Linked DNA regions of Homo sapiens: region 2 is linked to region 1. A link is an interaction called in ENCODE POLR2A ChIA-PET data of the cell type or tissue named here. Cell type or tissue: Panc1. All regions are shown on one strand. Links, peaks and the distances in the headings refer to the core of each region. The heading gives the core; the rest is flanking DNA. Region 1 overlaps PEX6 (peroxisomal biogenesis factor 6). Region 2 holds the start of CUL9 (cullin 9).

What was found. ChIA-PET counts read pairs that join two places held together with the same protein. Peaks named below come from ENCODE experiments on the same cell type or tissue, not always from the same donor. Only the 100,000 strongest peaks of a DNase experiment are listed, where the experiment ranks them.
Region 2: POLR2A ChIA-PET joins it to region 1 with 10 read pairs; 17 of 35 experiments call an interaction of 5 or more read pairs at or near these places.

Annotation. Positions count from the first base shown.
Region 1 is chr6:42,965,868-42,974,191 of GRCh38, reverse strand. PEX6 (peroxisomal biogenesis factor 6) reads left to right here. Exons shown (of 17, transcript NM_000287.4): 3 at 106-189; 4 at 4,205-4,307; 5 at 4,391-4,524; 6 at 5,207-5,318; 7 at 5,694-5,902; 8 at 6,629-6,824; 9 at 7,334-7,410; 10 at 7,535-7,667; 11 at 7,745-7,950; 12 at 8,087-8,148. Among named protein-coding and RNA genes, the nearest start is that of PEX6, 9.2 kb to the left of the region's middle. RefSeq lists enhancers at 1,931-2,799, 2,800-3,670 and a silencer at 6,055-6,251. In Panc1, for the core only: no CTCF peak of the experiment used is centred there; no DNase peak of the experiment used is centred there.
Region 2 is chr6:43,176,092-43,184,415 of GRCh38, reverse strand. SRF (serum response factor) reads right to left here. Exons shown (of 7, transcript NM_003131.4): 4 at 7,749-7,868; 5 at 5,931-6,122; 6 at 5,534-5,610; 7 at 2,910-5,321. The coding sequence ends at 5,226. CUL9 (cullin 9) reads right to left here and starts at 2,220. Exons shown (of 41, transcript NM_015089.4): 1 at 2,167-2,220; 2 at 1-114. The coding sequence starts at 105. RefSeq lists silencers at 2,020-2,069, 2,090-2,229 and enhancers at 2,480-2,549, 5,552-6,051, 6,052-6,553. In Panc1, for the core only: no CTCF peak of the experiment used is centred there; no DNase peak of the experiment used is centred there; H3K4me3 peaks cover 1,847 bases; H3K27ac peaks cover 2,558 bases.

The DNA of each region.
Region 1 (8,324 bases), core at 186-8,185:
CAGTAGACTCAAGAAGTAGTCTGCATGTCGGGGGTGGACATGTGGTAATGAACACATGCTCATTACTCCCATTGTGACCTGACCAGGGCCACTGCTGTGTTGCAGGGTAGTCCAGGAAGGGGATGTTCTATGTGTGCCAACAATTGGGCAAGTAGAGATCCTGGAAGGAAGTCCAGAGAAACTGCCCAGGTATGCAGCTGCCTTCTGTCCTACAGCTGGGATTTGTAACCTGGGTGCATGAGTTCTACAATCCCCTCCCTGCAAATCATGTGTAATTTGTGCCCAAGAGGATTTCGTTGTCATGTATTTTGTGTGTGCGTGTGTGTGTGTAACAGGTTCTTGCTCTGTTACCCAGGCTGGAGTTTAGTGGTGCAAACACAGCTCACTGCAGCCTCTACCTCCATGGCTCAAGTGATCCTCCCACCTCAGCACTGCCTCTGCCCCAGTAGCTGGGACTACAGGTTCGCATCACCACGCCCAGCTATTGGTTTTTGTATTTTTAGTAGAGATAGGGTTTCGCCATGTTGACCAGGCTGGGCTCGAACTCTTGAGCTCAAGTGATCTGCCTGCCTTGGCCTCCCAAAGTGCTGAGATTACAGGTGTGCACCACTCACCCCCAGCCTGTGTACATTTTTTTGGAGAGAAAATTCACCTGTCCTTCAGTTCCCAAACAAGTGTATGACTGAAGAAAGGTTAAGAACCAGTCAGGCATGGTAGTGCATACTTATAATCCCAGCTACTCAGGAGGCTGGGCAATATAGCTAGACACTGTCTCAAAAAACAAGCAAACTAAAAGAACCACTCCCTGCTGGCTTTGGGAGGTGTTTATCCTCAAACTGACTGGTGGCCCTATGTAAAGCAAAGCACTAAGAAGAGTTTAGGCCAGGTGTGGTGGCTCACGACTGTAATCCCAGCACTTTGGGAGGCTGAGGCAGGCAGATCACTTGAGGTCAGGAATTCAAGACCAGCCTGGCCAATATGGTGAAACCCTGTCTCTACTAAAAATACAAAAATTAGCCGGGTGTGATGGTGGGCATCTGTAATCCCAGCTACTCAGGAGGCTGAGGCGGGAGAATCACTTGGACCTGGGAGGCAGAGGTTGCAGTGAGCCCAGATCGCATCACTGCTCTCCAGCCTGGGTGACACAGCAAGACTCCATCTCAAAAAATAAATAAATAGGTAAAATTTAAATTCTTTTCTTTTTAAAGAAGAGTTTAATGGCCTAGACCAAGACGGGATTCCTTCCTTTCCGTTCTTAGCCTTCGTGTTATTTGGACCAAGACTTGGGCCATACCATCCATATCTCAACGTAAGGATATACAGGCTCTGATTTCTGCCTTAACTACGGAGTGTGCACAAACTACTTCTCAATCCTATCTCTGAAAACAGGAGAGGGATTTCTCTTTTTTTTTTTTTTTTTTTGAGACAGAGTCTTGCTTTGTTGCCCAGGCTGGAGTGCAGTGGCGCAATCTTGGCTCACTGCAAGCTCCGCCTCCCGGGTTCATGCCATTCTCCTGCCTCAGCCTCCCAAGTAGCTGGGACTACAGGTGCCCACCACCACGCCCGGCTAATTTTTTGTATTTTTAGTAGAGATTGGGTTTCACCGTGTTAACCAGGATGGTCTCGATCTCCTGACCTTGTGATCCGCCCGCCTCGGCCTCCCAAAGTGCTGGGATTACAGGCGTGAGCCACCGCACCCAGCCAGGGATTTCTATTGTTTTTGAGAGGGCTACCCTGTCCTATCAACAGAGAATGAGAAATAGAGCATAACCGAGCCAAGAACCCAAAATAAGGAATCCAGCTTTTCTCCTCTTGTTGACTCTGACCACAGAGGTTCCATGTAAAATGGTGAGGCAAAGAATTGAGACACTGCTTTAGCCTTATGTGTAGGGAGGAAAATGTATAGCTCTGTATCCCAGCATTCCCTGTATTCTGGACTCATTTCCTGCAGCAGTTTACTAGAAGGAGAGCACAGCTGATAGATGCACTAACTCATACATAAGAGCCTTCATGTCCAAGGTCTGTGGCATAGCCAGCCTGGGTCCTCTGCCAGGAGAGACAGTCCTTGTTTGGAGTGCCTGATGTTCATCCCTGGTCAATATCCAGTGCTTGGTTCTGGCCAGTGCTCAGTACCCCCAGTCTCAGGGTGGTGGTGCTCTGTGGAACCCCATTTAGGCTCCATGTCACCTCTTCGAGGTTTTCCAGATTAAGTCCACGAGTCTGGTGGAAAATGCCAGGCTGGCACTTAGCAGTCACTTCCCACCTCTCTCTCCTATCATAAATTTAGCAAACGTCTTTGAGCTAGCTTTCAGTAGGAAAACTACAGAATGCCCACTCTTTGTACTTTCAAAGGAAAATAGGCACTAGAACCTCATGAGACAGGCTGGCAAGCCAGTTCTGTTCCTGAACTTCTATTGTCTCAACTCTGTAGAACCCTGCTTTCCTCCTGAGTGCCGAGCACATAGTTCTTTTCCCCGCAAGGAAAGCAGGGTTGGAGTAAGTGGCCCAATGGGTCCAAGGACAGATACAGATGAGCGTTTTAAGCTGCACTGGGCTTGAGAAGGGAAGCCCTGCAGAAGTTCCTGTGAGCCCTGGAAAGGAATTCCACTGTTGGTGTAGCCTCTTCATCCTGTCCCTGGTGCTCCACTTCCCCAAACCAGGCTGCATGGGAGCCAGCTCCACTATCACCTATCTGGCTGGCTGGAGCACAGCTCAGTGTTCCTTAGCAGTGTCCACATAGGTTCCAGAGCTCTGGCCTTTCTATTCACTGAGGTGGTCCAACCACCCTCCACTGAAGAAGGTGGTCTCTCCCTATGCCACAGTGCTGTCCCCCATCTCATTCCTATGCAGGGCTTCCATGGTGAGTCATACACACCATGACTCAGCTGTTGAGCTTGATCGAGATCCTAGGTTAGAGGCCCACTGTCACCTATTTATAATTAATTATAGGCAGATTCAGGCTTCCTGATGTTCCAGGTTTACTGTAGTACTTAGAAGAGTTTCATAATACTAACCTGGTATGCTTCCCCTCCACCTTGCTGCACTCTCACACCCCTTTGCTGCTAGAGAGAGCAGCTTTGAGACTGTGGGGCAGTGTGAGCAGAGGAATTTGCAGCCTGATTGGACCTTAAAGAGGACTAGGTTATAGCCTGACTCTGTCATTGCCTTGCTGCCTGAGGATTAAAGAGGGAAGTAGTTCATGATTTCTTTATCTGGAAAATTGGGTTAGTAGCTGTTCCTGCTACCCATCCTATTCCCCGTTAGTAGGTTGAATAACCCTAACTCACTATGACACTCGCCAACTACTGCGCAGCCCTGGTTATGCATCAGAATTGCTGGGGAAGCTTTCAAAAAATACAGGTGCCTAAGCCCCACCCCAGATCTATTGGGGCAGAATCAGGGTGAGACTGGAGCCTGTGCTTTTTTTCCTTCACAAAGGAAGGAGAAAGGTTAATTTTAAAAACATAAAATTCACACACCATAAAACCATACTTTTAAAGTATACAATTCAATTTTTTTATTCATAAGGTTGTACAGCCAACATCACTGTTTCATTCCAGAACATTTTCAACATCTCAAAAAGAAACTCTGCACCCATTAGCAGTCATTCCCTGTAGCTTCCCTCATAGGCAATGGCAACTGCTGATCTGCTGAATAGAATCATATAATATGTGAGAAATGTTTAGTTTTTAAAGTTACACAGATAATTCCAATGTGCAGCCAGAATACAGAACCATTATTCATCAGATGGCATTATTAAGGACTCCGCCTGCAATGAGATTTTGTGGATTATTGAGTAAGAGCCAAGGGACCCTTCCCCCTAGGGTTTTTGGGGCCTGGATGGCTGTGTATTTGAGGGGGAGACCGAAGCCAGTAGAAGTAATCAGATGATCCACTGCTTAGTGCAGCAGCAGCTTCTCCCATTGGTGTGGGTGGGTAGGCCACATGCCTGGAGAAACACACCCCCTCAGAGCTCTCATGGCTGTCATGGGGGATGCAGAGGGACAGGCATAGCTCTTGCCCTCAAGGTGTGTATGGTCTGTCAGGAAGATGAGAAAGTCCATCTGCATTCCTTTTCCCCACCATGACTCGGGACACGCTCTTGTGGTGCTTTTGTTTGTCCTCTGTGATTGAGAAACCTTGTCCTTGAGGAGGGGGGTTTTTGGACTCTGGATCTGGGGTTCATTGGGCCTTTTTCCTGCAGGTGGCGGGAAATGTTTTTTAAAGTGAAGAAAACAGTTGGGGAAGCTCCAGATGGACCAGCCAGTGCCTACTTGGCCGACACCACCCATACCTCCTTGTACATGGTGAGGCCCCAAGGATGGGTGTAGACCAGCGCAGGGGGTAGAAACGATTTTTAGAAACGAAAGCTTTTTATTACCTTTCACAGGTGGGTTCTACCCTGAGCCCTGTTCCATGGCTCCCTTCAGAGGAATCCACTCTCTGGAGCAGTTTGTCTCCTCCAGGCCTGGAGGCCTTGGTGTCTGAACTCTGTGCTGTCCTGAAGCCTCGCCTCCAGCCAGGGTGAGTGAGGTCATCACCCCAGGGTGTGAGAAAAGCCTGCTTAGAACATCCCTGGAGGAGCAGCAGCCAGATGGGTAGTTCCTAATGAACTGGCCAGAGTGGGATTGGGAGGACCTTCCTCAAACCAGTATGTCCTACACAAGGCCACCAGGCCACTCCTTTCTGTAAGCCAATTCCCAGGCTCCTTTCCTGGGATAACCTCTGTCCTCCAGGGCTGGCTCTGGAGGAAGAATCTCCAGCAGGGGCATCTGTTTCTGAGACTGCCCTTCCCCTTGGGGAGCTCACTGGCCATCCTGCACTTTACTGCCCTGGCCCTGAAGGACACAACTCCTCATACCAGTGGCCCAGGTGTGGACGCAGATCCCCACCTCAGTGCCACCACAATGTCTCTCAATACCATTCAGACCAGTCATAACGTTGAGGTTTTATTGGCAGCACAGCAATGCCAAAGGGAATTAATTAGTCTTTGGCTGTTGGATATGCTGGATGCCCCGGCCAGAGCACCGCAGGTGGTGTGGGAGACACAGCCTCACTACATGGGGACAGCCCTGTCCTGGGGTCAGGGAGGCTCAAGGAGAGAAAAACAGGGTATCTGCTTTCTAGATCTAAGGGATCTTGTGTTACTGGGGACTCTAATGTTTGGGCAAAATGAAGGAGACGAATGTCTGTTCTCTGGTTGCAGGGGTGCCCTGCTGACAGGAACTAGCAGTGTCCTTCTACGGGGCCCCCCAGGCTGTGGGAAGACCACAGTAGTTGCTGCTGCCTGTAGTCACCTTGGGCTCCACTTACTGAAGGTGAGGGTCTCTGGAGAGTAGAACCCCAGCTACTTCCCCTCCCCAGCTCATGTTCTCCCTCTCTGCTGCTTCCTCTCCCCTCCCTCCTCTGTCTACTCACAGGCCCTAGCACTTCAGCCCAGTGGGTCAGGCATATTCCCATGATGCTGAGCTATGGAGAGGTACTTTCAAGGAGGAGGGAGTTGCAAGATATTGGTGGACAGTCCAGGGAATGGGATAGGGTAAAAAAGAGGTAGGACTTGGCCAGGGTACCTTCCCTGTCCCTGCCCTCCAGAGAAAAAGATGGCCCACATCTTCCACCTCCTCCTCCCCTGATTCTCCTGCCCTTGTCATGCTTTCCCCTTGCTCACAGACCCATTGGGATCCCCTCCCCAGGTGCCCTGCTCCAGCCTCTGTGCAGAAAGTAGTGGGGCTGTGGAGACAAAACTGCAGGCCATCTTCTCCCGGGCCCGCCGTTGCCGGCCTGCAGTCCTGTTGCTCACAGCTGTGGACCTTCTGGGCCGGGACCGTGATGGGCTGGGTGAGGATGCCCGTGTGATGGCTGTGCTGCGTCACCTCCTCCTCAATGAGGACCCCCTCAACAGGTACTTATACAGAGCTGGGCCTCTCAAAGCTGGGGGGGCCGGCTGGGCGCGGTGGCTCACACTTATAATCCCAGCACATTGGGAGGCCGAGGCAGGTGGATCACCTGCCTTGATCAGGAGTTCAAGACCAGCCTGGCCAACATGGTGAAACCCTGTCTCTACTAAAAATACAAAAATTAGCTGGGTGTGGTGGCGGGTGCCTGTAATCCAGGCTACTTGGGAGGCTGAGGCAGGAGAATCACTTGAGCCCAGGAGGCGGAGGTTGCAGTGAGCCAAAATCATACCATTGCACTCCAGCCTGGGCGACAAGAGCAAGACTCAGTCTTAAAAAAAAAAAAAAAAGGGGGAGCGGGGGGGCCAGCCCTCCTACTTTTCAGCCTTTCAGTCCTCCCTTCTCTCACCCCTCAGTGGCTTCTCAGTCATCTCCCATCCATTTGGCTGCCCTCTAGACAGCCCTGAGCTCCGTGTCTTTAGAGGGATCCAGAGGGAGGAGTCTGTGGTCTAGCATTTCTTGGGGAACACTCGGTTAAAGAAAAAGCCTCTGCCCTCAATGTGATGGGGGAAACACAGTTCCCCCATCTAGGAACTGGGGTAGATGCTCATCTCCCTACCCCATCCTAGCACCCACCTCACTTCCCTGCCCTTCTGTGCCGACTTTGGGACAAGGCAGTCCACAGGAGCTGCCAGCCATGTTCTCACCCTCAGTGCCCACTCCTCTGTCTGCAGCTGCCCTCCCCTCATGGTTGTGGCCACCACAAGCCGGGCCCAGGACCTGCCTGCTGATGTGCAGACAGCATTTCCTCATGAGCTCGAGGTGCCTGCTCTGTCAGAGGGGCAGCGGCTCAGCATCCTGCGGGCCCTCACTGCCCACCTTCCCCTGGGCCAGGAGGTGAACTTGGCACAGCTAGCACGGCGGTGTGCAGTGAGTATCAAGGGAGAGTACTGGCCCTCCCTAGGAGGTCCCTGGCTTTTGTTACAAGAACTCAGTCCTGTTGCCTTGTGAGTGAGAGTAGAAAACCCAGCGCGGGCGCCGTGGCTCACGCCTGTAATCCTAGCACTTTGGGAGGCCGAGGTGGGCGGATCACCTGAGGTTGGGAGTTTGAGACCAGCCTGGCCAACATGGAGAAACCCCGTCTCTACTAAAAATACAAAGTTAGCCAGGTGTGGTGGCACATGCCTGTAATCCCAGCTACTTGGGAGGCTGAGGTGAGATAATCGCTTGAACCCGGGTGGAAGTTGCGGTGAGCCGAGATCGCGCCATTGCACTCCAGCCTGAGCAACAAGAGCAAAACTCCGTCTCAAAAAAAAAAAAAAAAAAAAAACAACAAACCTAAGGCATCAACAGAGGGCCTCTGCTCTAGCTGGGGGACGGTCCCTGAAGGTTCCTGCCTACTGTGCCCTGCTCATGTGTCCTTTCCTGTGGTTCCCTAGGGCTTTGTGGTAGGGGATCTCTATGCCCTTCTGACCCACAGCAGCCGGGCAGCCTGCACCAGGATCAAGAACTCAGGGTAAGAGGACGTGGGCACCGGAAAGGCGGAAAGAGGAAATGGATGTAGATGGGTGGGTGGTGAGGAAGGGAGAAGGGAATGGGACGCTGATGGTGAGGAGGCTTCCCTGTGTTCCTCTTTGCAGTTTGGCAGGTGGCTTGACTGAGGAGGATGAGGGGGAGCTGTGTGCTGCCGGCTTTCCTCTCCTGGCTGAGGACTTTGGGCAGGCACTGGAGCAACTGCAGACAGCTCACTCCCAGGCCGTTGGAGCCCCCAAGGTGGAGACCAAGTCCTTGGAGGTGGGACAGGAGCCCCTCCAAGAGCATATCCCAACCACGCACTTTCCATCTCCTAGATCCCCTCAGTGTCCTGGCATGATGTGGGTGGGCTGCAGGAGGTGAAGAAGGAGATCCTGGAGACCATTCAGCTCCCCCTGGAGCACCCTGAGCTACTGAGCCTGGGCCTGAGACGCTCAGGCCTTCTGCTCCATGGGCCCCCTGGCACCGGCAAGACCCTTCTGGCCAAGGCAGTAGCCACTGAGTGCAGCCTTACCTTCCTCAGGTGGCCAGGGGGCCTGGAAGGGATGGTGGGTGGATCAGGGGCTGCAGCAGGCTGGGGAGCAGGAGGGGCTGCCCAAGAGGTCAATTGTGTGTATGTGCATCTGACGGCTCTCACCTTCTCACATCCTCTCACTCAGCGTGAAGGGGCCAGAGCTCATTAACATGTATGTGGGCCAAAGTGAGGAGAATGTGCGGGAAGGTGAGTGAGCAGGGAGGGGCAGGGCGTCCCATGCTTCCCAAACCCCGATGGCCCCCAAGCCACCCCCTACTCCCAGGCTACTCATGATCATTCCTAATCCTCCTTTCTACAAGTCAGGTTCCTGCCCAGCTGGGTCTAGTACCTGGGATGCCAGTGCTGTATTGTCAGGCCCCAGT
Region 2 (8,324 bases), core at 317-8,316, 210 kb before region 1:
ATGCCCGTCATGCCCAGGCCTCTGTCGAATGAGTTCTTCAGGATATGCCTGCAGCCGAGGCCCTAAGGGCACCATGAGGTCCCCAGCATGCCGTTCCCCCACCATCCTGACCTCCTGGGATACACAAGGAGAAAGATAAGGCAGTATGAGAAAAGAAAAAAAATACATGGAGGGGGTGGAATCTTGAGACACAGAGAAGGTGGGTGGTGATCGGTAGGCTGCATGGTAGAATTTAGGAGGCCAAACAGAAAAGGCAAAAAATAGGATGGAATAAATAGCTGAACATACTTTGGGATTTATAACAGAAGGAGAATGGAGTGAAGACAGAGAGGGGATGAAGAAGGGGTTTAAGAAATGGAAGAGTTGGCTGCGCCCAGTGGCTCACGCCTGTAATCCCAGCACTTTAGGAGGCCAAGGTGGGCAGATCACGAGGTCAGGAATTCAAGTCCAGCCTGGTCAACATAGTGAAACCCCGTCTCTACTAAAAATACAAAAATTAGCCAGGTGTGGTGGCACATGCCCGTAGTCCCAGCTACTCAGGAGGCTGAGGCAGGAGAATCACTTGAACCCAGGAGGCGGAGGTTGCAGTGAGCCAAGACCGCGCCACTGTACTCCAGCCTGGGCAACAGAGTGAGATTCTGTCAAAAAAAAGAAAAAAAGAAAGAAAGAGAGAGAGAGGAAGGAAGGAAGGAAGGAAGGAAGGAAGGAAGAAAGGAAGGAAGGGGAGTTTACAAAAAGAGAATTAAAACAGTAATAGGCAAAGTAACAATAAACAGAGTGACAGTTAAGCAAGACAGTTTAGGCAGGATAGCAGGGTGGCTGAGGGTTACAGATTAGGACTTAGAAGAATGACATGGGTGGACAGGAAGGACAGCAGCATGTGAGGCAGTGGGATCAGAACATGTGAGGAAAAGTAGGATAGCGGAGGGGCAGGACAGGGAGCATAAATGACAGAGTAAAGCTGCAAGGTGGATGTAAAGGGTGGGCCATGGCAGATATAGAGAATGGAGATGACAAAAGGCTGGGATGTTGGGGCAAATGACTGGATAGGAAAAGTATATTCGAGTCTTGTGAAAGGGGGAGGGCCCTAGGGACCAGATAAAATTATGGGAAAGATGACCAGGTCCCACCCTGCCCTTATACTGCATGTATGGTAAGGATTTAAGTAAGTTAAGTAGATAAGATAGAGGTGGTAATCATGGGGTTAAAGGTAGGAAATGAGGTCAGGAGAGAAGCAATATTCAGAGACTTCAGTATCAGATAAATGTGACTCTGAATTCTGGCTTTCTGTCTCACTGTCTGCATAGTTTGGAACAAGTTACTTAACCTCTGAGCTTGTTTCCTCTTCTGCAAGATGGTAGTAATATTCATAGTTACTTCATGAATTTAGTAGGATCATGTATGTAAAGCACTTGGAACAGCATCTAGCACATAAAGAGTGTTCAGTAAACATAATCTGTTATTATTCTTAGATGGAGAAGGTAGGGGAGTCATCAAATAAATGCAAAGTTATTAAGACCGATTATAAATGGGAGTGGAATAATCAGGAAAGATATGCGTGATATGAAGCAGTGCAGGGGCAACAGGGAATAGTGAGAATAAGAATGGAAGAAGGTAAACCCAGATGAAGATATAGTGGTCAGGGCAGGGGTCATGTTGGGGTACAGGGACAGAAGATGAGAGTAGAGGTGAAGAGGAGGGAGAAAGATGGATGTGGACCTCAATGGAGGTAGGGGTCCACTTAGGATGGGGGGCAAGCCTGGATGGTAGCCAGCGATGTGCCAGCGGGCAACTGATTAGCAGCAGGGGGAAGTAAAAGAATCGGATAGGAGGAGGTAGGAGGTGTAACGTCGGCCTAGAAGAGCAACAATAAACTGAGGTGTGGGGGTGAGCTCTGGACGCATGGATGAGACCAGCAGATAGCAAGGTCAAGCCCAAGCTTGCAGAGCCGTGGGGAGGTGGAGGAGGCCAGCACCGCAGAGGGAACGGGTTTGGGGGGAGGGGGAAGGATGGTTGGGGGCGCGGTCCAAAAAAGCTGAAAAGATCCAGTGAATCTCAGAGAGCAAGACCTGGTTCCCTTCGTCAGCCCCATGGACAGTGGCTAAAGGACCGGGGAGGGGACAGGAGAAGGGGAGGGATTGGGTCGGCGCAGAACTCTCCTCTCACCTCCCACCGCCCGGCTCAGCCCTCGCTGGGACCCAGCGGCCGGTCCCGCCGTCCTGGCCCCGCCTCCTCAGAGCTCCCTTCCGGGTCACACGGCGAGTGCACGCACGGCCGGGCACCTACGGGTCCCACCGCGGCCCACGCCGAGCGTGGCGGAACAGCGCGCGAGTGGAGCATGCGTGCTACCGCGGGCGGCTGCACTGGAAGAGGGGCGTGGGGGCGCGCTACCGGAGGAGCCTGGGATCGAGGTCACGTTGCTCCTCTCTCAGCAGCAGGAAGAAGCCGTTTCCATCCAGTCAACTGTGAAGCCCCCTCCTCTTCACTGGGTCGGCCCTCCTAATCCTCCCTCTCCCATCACAGCGATCATGCTGACGAAACATGGTAACCCACATTCCCACCTTAAGGCTGCCCTTTTTGACTTTTCAGTAGGTCAGGTGCCCATGAGTTTCCCAAACCCTTCAGCAATGCTTTGGATTAGTTGTGTCACTTTTCCTGTTAATTAAAATTTGCTCCTCTGCGTTGGCCTTAACACCTAGCGAAGCCACGCACAGGGAGAAGGTCCTCGGCCCCGCAAAACTTTCCTTAAATTAAATCGTATAGAATTAAACAGCCCAAAGCACACCTTAGCATTACCGTTCTCATCAAGCAGCCCGGATCGCTACTCAGAGCAGCAATTTTAGGAGTTTGCCTCGCGTTCATACCCCCATCCCTCCCTAAGTAGAAAAACAGAACCAAAGACCCCACAGTCTGTGCACAAAAATGATACATTTATTGAAAGAGTATTTTTTTTTAATACAAAAGAAAGCTCTGTACATAGGACTGTGACCATGTCCACTATTCCTGGGTCAGCATCCCAGGGGAAGTAGAAACCACTGACATACACACTCACATTCAAGCACACACACTCACTCAGGCGCACACACCCACACACACATACCCCAGAGCCACCGAGGAAGGGAAACACCAAGGGTCGCTGCACATAAAAATATCACCTCAACTCATCCCTGACACACGCATGTCCTCCCAAGGCCACGCTCACACAACACACATTATAAGCACTTTGCCTGATTCACTCACTGGGTCTGTCTTTTGTGGGAAGGAGAGGAAGAATTCATCAAAGGTCTCCTCCCCATGGGTGGGGGAGTGGGGAGTGAGTGAGTGATGGTGGAGTGAAACAAGAGCAGAGAAAAGGGGCTGGGCAGTTACAGACCTGAGTCCCAAGCTCCCCTGCTCTCTGGCCCCTGATTTGCCATGCCCCAGCCTTGAAAGCCACCCATAAGCCCCAGCTATCTCCAGGAGAAAGCCCAGAAAGGTGACTTCCATCTTGGCACCCCAAACTGGGGCAAGACAGCAATGAGGGTTAGAGGTTAGGGGGTTCTCAAACATGTCGGCAAATCATCCCCTTGATAACTAGGCTGTGCATAAAATCTTCCCCCATCCCTTCACCTAATCACAGAAGCCAGCTTGTTCCTACTGAAGGCAGTCTTAGGGGTTAAGAAAATTTCACCCCACTGCTGCCCTGTTTCTGAAAAAGCTCCCCTTCTGGATATAGGTGGTGAAGGTAGGCTCTGACACAGGGTAAAAGACCCTCCCCCCTATGCTGGCCCACCCTCAAGGTCTACCCCAAAGGGGGAGGAGGGGGGTGGGGCATGGCCCCTGTACAAATTACATAAATACTGAGGTTACACTTAGAAAAATAAAGTCATTTTCTTCAAGGCTTTTTGTCTTAATTTAAAAAAGTTACAGTAGCTGCTCACTCCCTGGGAGAACTGCCCATTTCTGGCTCCCCTTTGGCTGCACTCAGCCCAAGAAGCTGCTCCCACTTCTTCTGACCCCCATTCCTGCCTCTCACCCCCTCCCAGACCCCACCCTGCTCACTGCAACTTGGGCCCCAGGCAGCTGCATGCCTGGGACAGCGCAAGGCTGCAATGCCCATGCGTGTGGCACAAATGAAGTCAGTTGCCTCTGCCTGACGCCCTCCCACCCCAACCCCGACATTTGGTCTCCCTCTTCCCTCTCCCTAGCAACAGCCCTAAAGGGCAAAAAGAGGCCCAGAGCTGTGGGTCACCCTCCCCACCCCGTTGGGGAATGGCCTGAGGGCCCCTCCCCCGGCTTTCTCCTGGAAACAACCCAGGACTGGGCAAACCCAGAATCTCCCCCACACACTGGTGGACCCCGAGCTCATGGGGTGGCTCTGTCCCCAGGGGCCCAGCCAGTTCTGGGGAGCCTGAGGGCTCCCCAGGGAAGGGGAGTTTGGGCAGGGAGGGGGACGAGAAAAACGCCATAAAAAAAAGTTAAATATTTTAAAAATATATATTTATAGATTTGTTTTCACTTCGTCTCCTCAAATAAAAAGTTCAAAATCAACTTTAAGTAAAGCAGCTGGGAGGAGAGGGGGGAAGACAAGGGGGAGAAGGGAACGCTGGTGGTTCCCTCCAACCCAGGAGCCCCTGGAGGTCCAAGGGGAGCGGCAAGGCAGGGCAGGCGGCCCCAGGAACCTGCCCAGTGCACAGGCCCAGCTACTCAGGAGCTGAAGGGGGAGAGGACAGCAGTGTGAGGAAGAAGCCCCCATCTCCCCAGCTGGCCCCCTGAGGGGCAGAGCCAGGGCTCTTTTGACCCAGCCTGTGACAGACACAGGGCTGACCTGGGGTCAGCAAGGAGGCTGGCAAGAGGGCCCCAACTGCTTCCTCAGAGGAGGACACGGTGCCCAGCCCCACAGAAGGCCTGTGTGTGGGGAGGTGGGGCACGGTCCCATTGGGTAAGCTAATACTCATGGCAAACATCGAGCCAAGCTGGCGAGGGGGTCCCAGGAAGGAGGACAGCCCCTCCAGCAACAGAAATGGGAGGTGGGGCGGGAAGAAGGGGAGGCTGAGGGAGGACGGGTGGAGGCAGGCAGGCCCATTTCTTTGGCTGGAGTGAGAGGGCTCAGTCCTGTGGCTGCCCGTTCCTCCTCCCCGCCTCCCTCCTGCGGCCCGTCAACGTGTGTGTAAAGAAAACGTGAAAAGGCAACAATAAATAAGTGGTGCCATCCCTTGGGCCATCTGTCCAGGGCGGCGGGCGGATCATTCACTCTTGGTGCTGTGGGCGGTGTCCAGGTTCACCACCTGTAGCTCGGTGAGGTTGCTGCTGCTCCCGGCCTGCTGCCCTATCACAGCCATCTGGAGGGAAGGGGATGTATGAGGAGGGGCAGGGACTGGCCAGCCAGTTCAGGCTCCCCTGGCTTCCCTGCCTGCCAACCACAGGCCTGAGCAGAAAAGCAGATGGGCTTCCAGGCTAGGGATTTTGGCTTTGATGAACTGGTAACAGGATCCCCTAAGGTCAAGACAAAGAAGTGGCTATCTGGGATGGGGTGAAAGATATCCCTACCTACCTGGTGGAGCTGAACTGCTGAAACAGGGATCTGCACTGTCCCAGATGATGCTGTCAGGAACACCTGGGGGACGCCACCTACATTGGAAAACCACAGGAGATACTCAAATTGTTTGTTGAAACTTCCAGATATTGGAGGAGTGGTGTCAAATGCACAAGTGACTGGGGCAGTCTCAGATGTAAGAGCCCAAGGGAAAGGGTGCCAGTGTGTCTGAGGGTGCATGCGGGTGTGAGTGTCCAAGTGGGGTGTCCAAATGTGTGTGTGAGCATCCAAGTCTGTGTTGTATTTGGGTAGAAATATTTGTAGGCATCAGTGCATATGTGTGTGTATGTGTGTGTGTGTGTGTGTATAAAGAAGGAAACGGTCCTCCTTTCCTTAGCCCTGCTCCTCTACTCACCTGGCTCCTGGACCTGGCTGTGTGACACCTGCATGGTGGATGGTGCCTGGGAGAAGGCATTCAGCACGGTGAGGCTGCCATCACCCAGGCCCGAGGTGGGGGCATACATCACCGCATGCGGGCTAGGGTACATCATGTGGCCACCCACAGTTGTGGGCACGGATGACGTCATGATGGTGGCGGGCAGCGTCACTGGCAAACACAGACATGTGTCAGCTCGGCACTGGTCCCCACTGATAACTCCCATTCCGTCCCTAGGAATTCCAGGCCCCCAGAGCCCTCTTGCCATTTCCCAGGTCAGAAGCTAGACACGACTATTCCTCAGCTCCATCATCAACTAAGAAAAGCCTATTTTTTCTTGAACACAACAGCATCAATCTTTAATTGTATCCTATCACATTGTACTATTTATTCAATTGTCTATCTACTGAATTCTCTAAGTCCTAAATCTTGGGAAAAACAAAGATTATGACTGACCTACTCTCAGAAAACTCAGATACTCCCCTTTTAGGAGCTCTAACATCTTATTTTTTATTTGTTCTCATTCTCCCTCCTTTTTTTTTTTTTTTTTGAGATGGAGTCTCACTCTGTCACCCAGGCTGGGGTGCAGTGGCGCGATCTTGGCTCACTGCAAGCTCCGCCTCCTGGGCTCATGCCATTCTCCTGCCTCAGCCTCCCGAGTAGCTGGGACTACAGATGCCTGCCATCAAGCCCGGCTAATTTTTTGAATTTTTAGTAGAGATGGAGTTTCACCGTGTTAGCCAGGATGATCTCAATCTCCTGACCTCGTGATCTGCCCCCCTCGGCCTCCCAAAGCGCTGGGATTACAGACGTGAGCCACCGCACCCGGCCTCTCTCTCCTTCTTAATGCACAGCTAACAAATTCATCTTTCAAACAAGCACTTCTCAAATGTTAACGTGCATTATATGGGAATCTTGTTAAAACACAGACTCTGGGCCGGGTGCGGTGGCTCAGGCCTGTAATCCCAGCACTTTGAGAGGCCGAGGTGGGCGGATCACGAGGTCAGGAGATCGAGACCATCCTGGCTAACAAGGTGAAACCCCGTCTCTACTAAAAATACAAAAAAATTAGCCAGGTGTGGTGGCGGGCACCTGTAGTCCCAGCTACTCGGGAGGCTGAGGCAGGAGAATAGCGTGAACCCGGGAGGCAGAGCTTGCAGTGAGCCGAGATGGTGCCACTGCACTCCAGCCTGGGCGACAGAGAGCGAGACTCCGTCTCAAAAAAAAAAAAAAAAACAGACTCCGATTCACTAGGTTTGGGGTGAGACTCAAGATTCTGTATTTCCAACAAGCTCCCAGGTAATGCTGGTGTTCCCAGTCCATAGGCCACACTTTGAGTAAAAAGGTTATAAATAATAAGAACTTAAAATTAACCTTACTTTGAGAGTATCTCATCATTTCTGAAATGTCTAGAGATACCTGAGGGTAACTGTGGCTACTCAAAACCTGTAAGACCCTCGCACAAAGAGAAAATTGCTCTCTAAGTCCTTCCTGATAATTAAGCAAATGTGTCTTTGAGCAAGTAACTTCTTATTTCTAGGCCTCAGGCTCCTCATCTGAATGAGGAGGTAGGTCAATGGTCCCCAATTTTCTTCTGGAATCCGCAGCCCACTGCAGGGCGGGATTCAAAACCCAGTCATCCTCACCTGACTTCCCCATAATTATTAGGCCCAAAGCCTCAATCTCCACTTTAAGAAATCCCCTGACTTTAGTTACAGGAGGGTTACTGTTGGGCACCTACTGCTAGGCCTCGTGGGGGAAGGCAGGGAGGGAGGGTGACAGGGCTGCGAGCTATACCTGTCCCGCTGGAGGAGGTCTGCGTGAGGTCTGTGCTGCTGTCACGGGAGGGAGACGCTTGCTGTGGGGCCTGGTGCACTTGAATGGCCTGCACTGGGACCTGCTGGGCCACTGCCCCACCTGCAAGACACAGAGTCTTATTTGTGCTCTGTCCCACCCAATTGCCACCTCCACCAAGTACCCATGGACACCCCAGTCCCAGGGTCTGGCACACTGGTCTCCAACTCCCATCACTATCTTTCCTGGAAGCCAAAGAGGCCCTTCAGGCCCAAGTATCCACTCTGGGGGCTTCCACGCTCTACTCTTGCCCATCCCTCCTCCTCCTGCCCTGGGCCTTGTCTCTCTTTTCTTCAGTTGACCCAAGAGCTGGCAATAACCCATCAAAGACATGATCTGCCTTCCAGTCAAGGCAGGAAGTGGTGAAACATCTACTGCCCTGTGGCAATGAGGGCACGGGGCTGGGGTAGCTAGACAGGGCCAGAATATATGGTTGAAACTTACTGACAAGGACAGCAGGGGTCTCAGTGGGCAGAGGTATGCCTGCCAACGGGATATAAGAGGCTTCGCTCAGGCTCT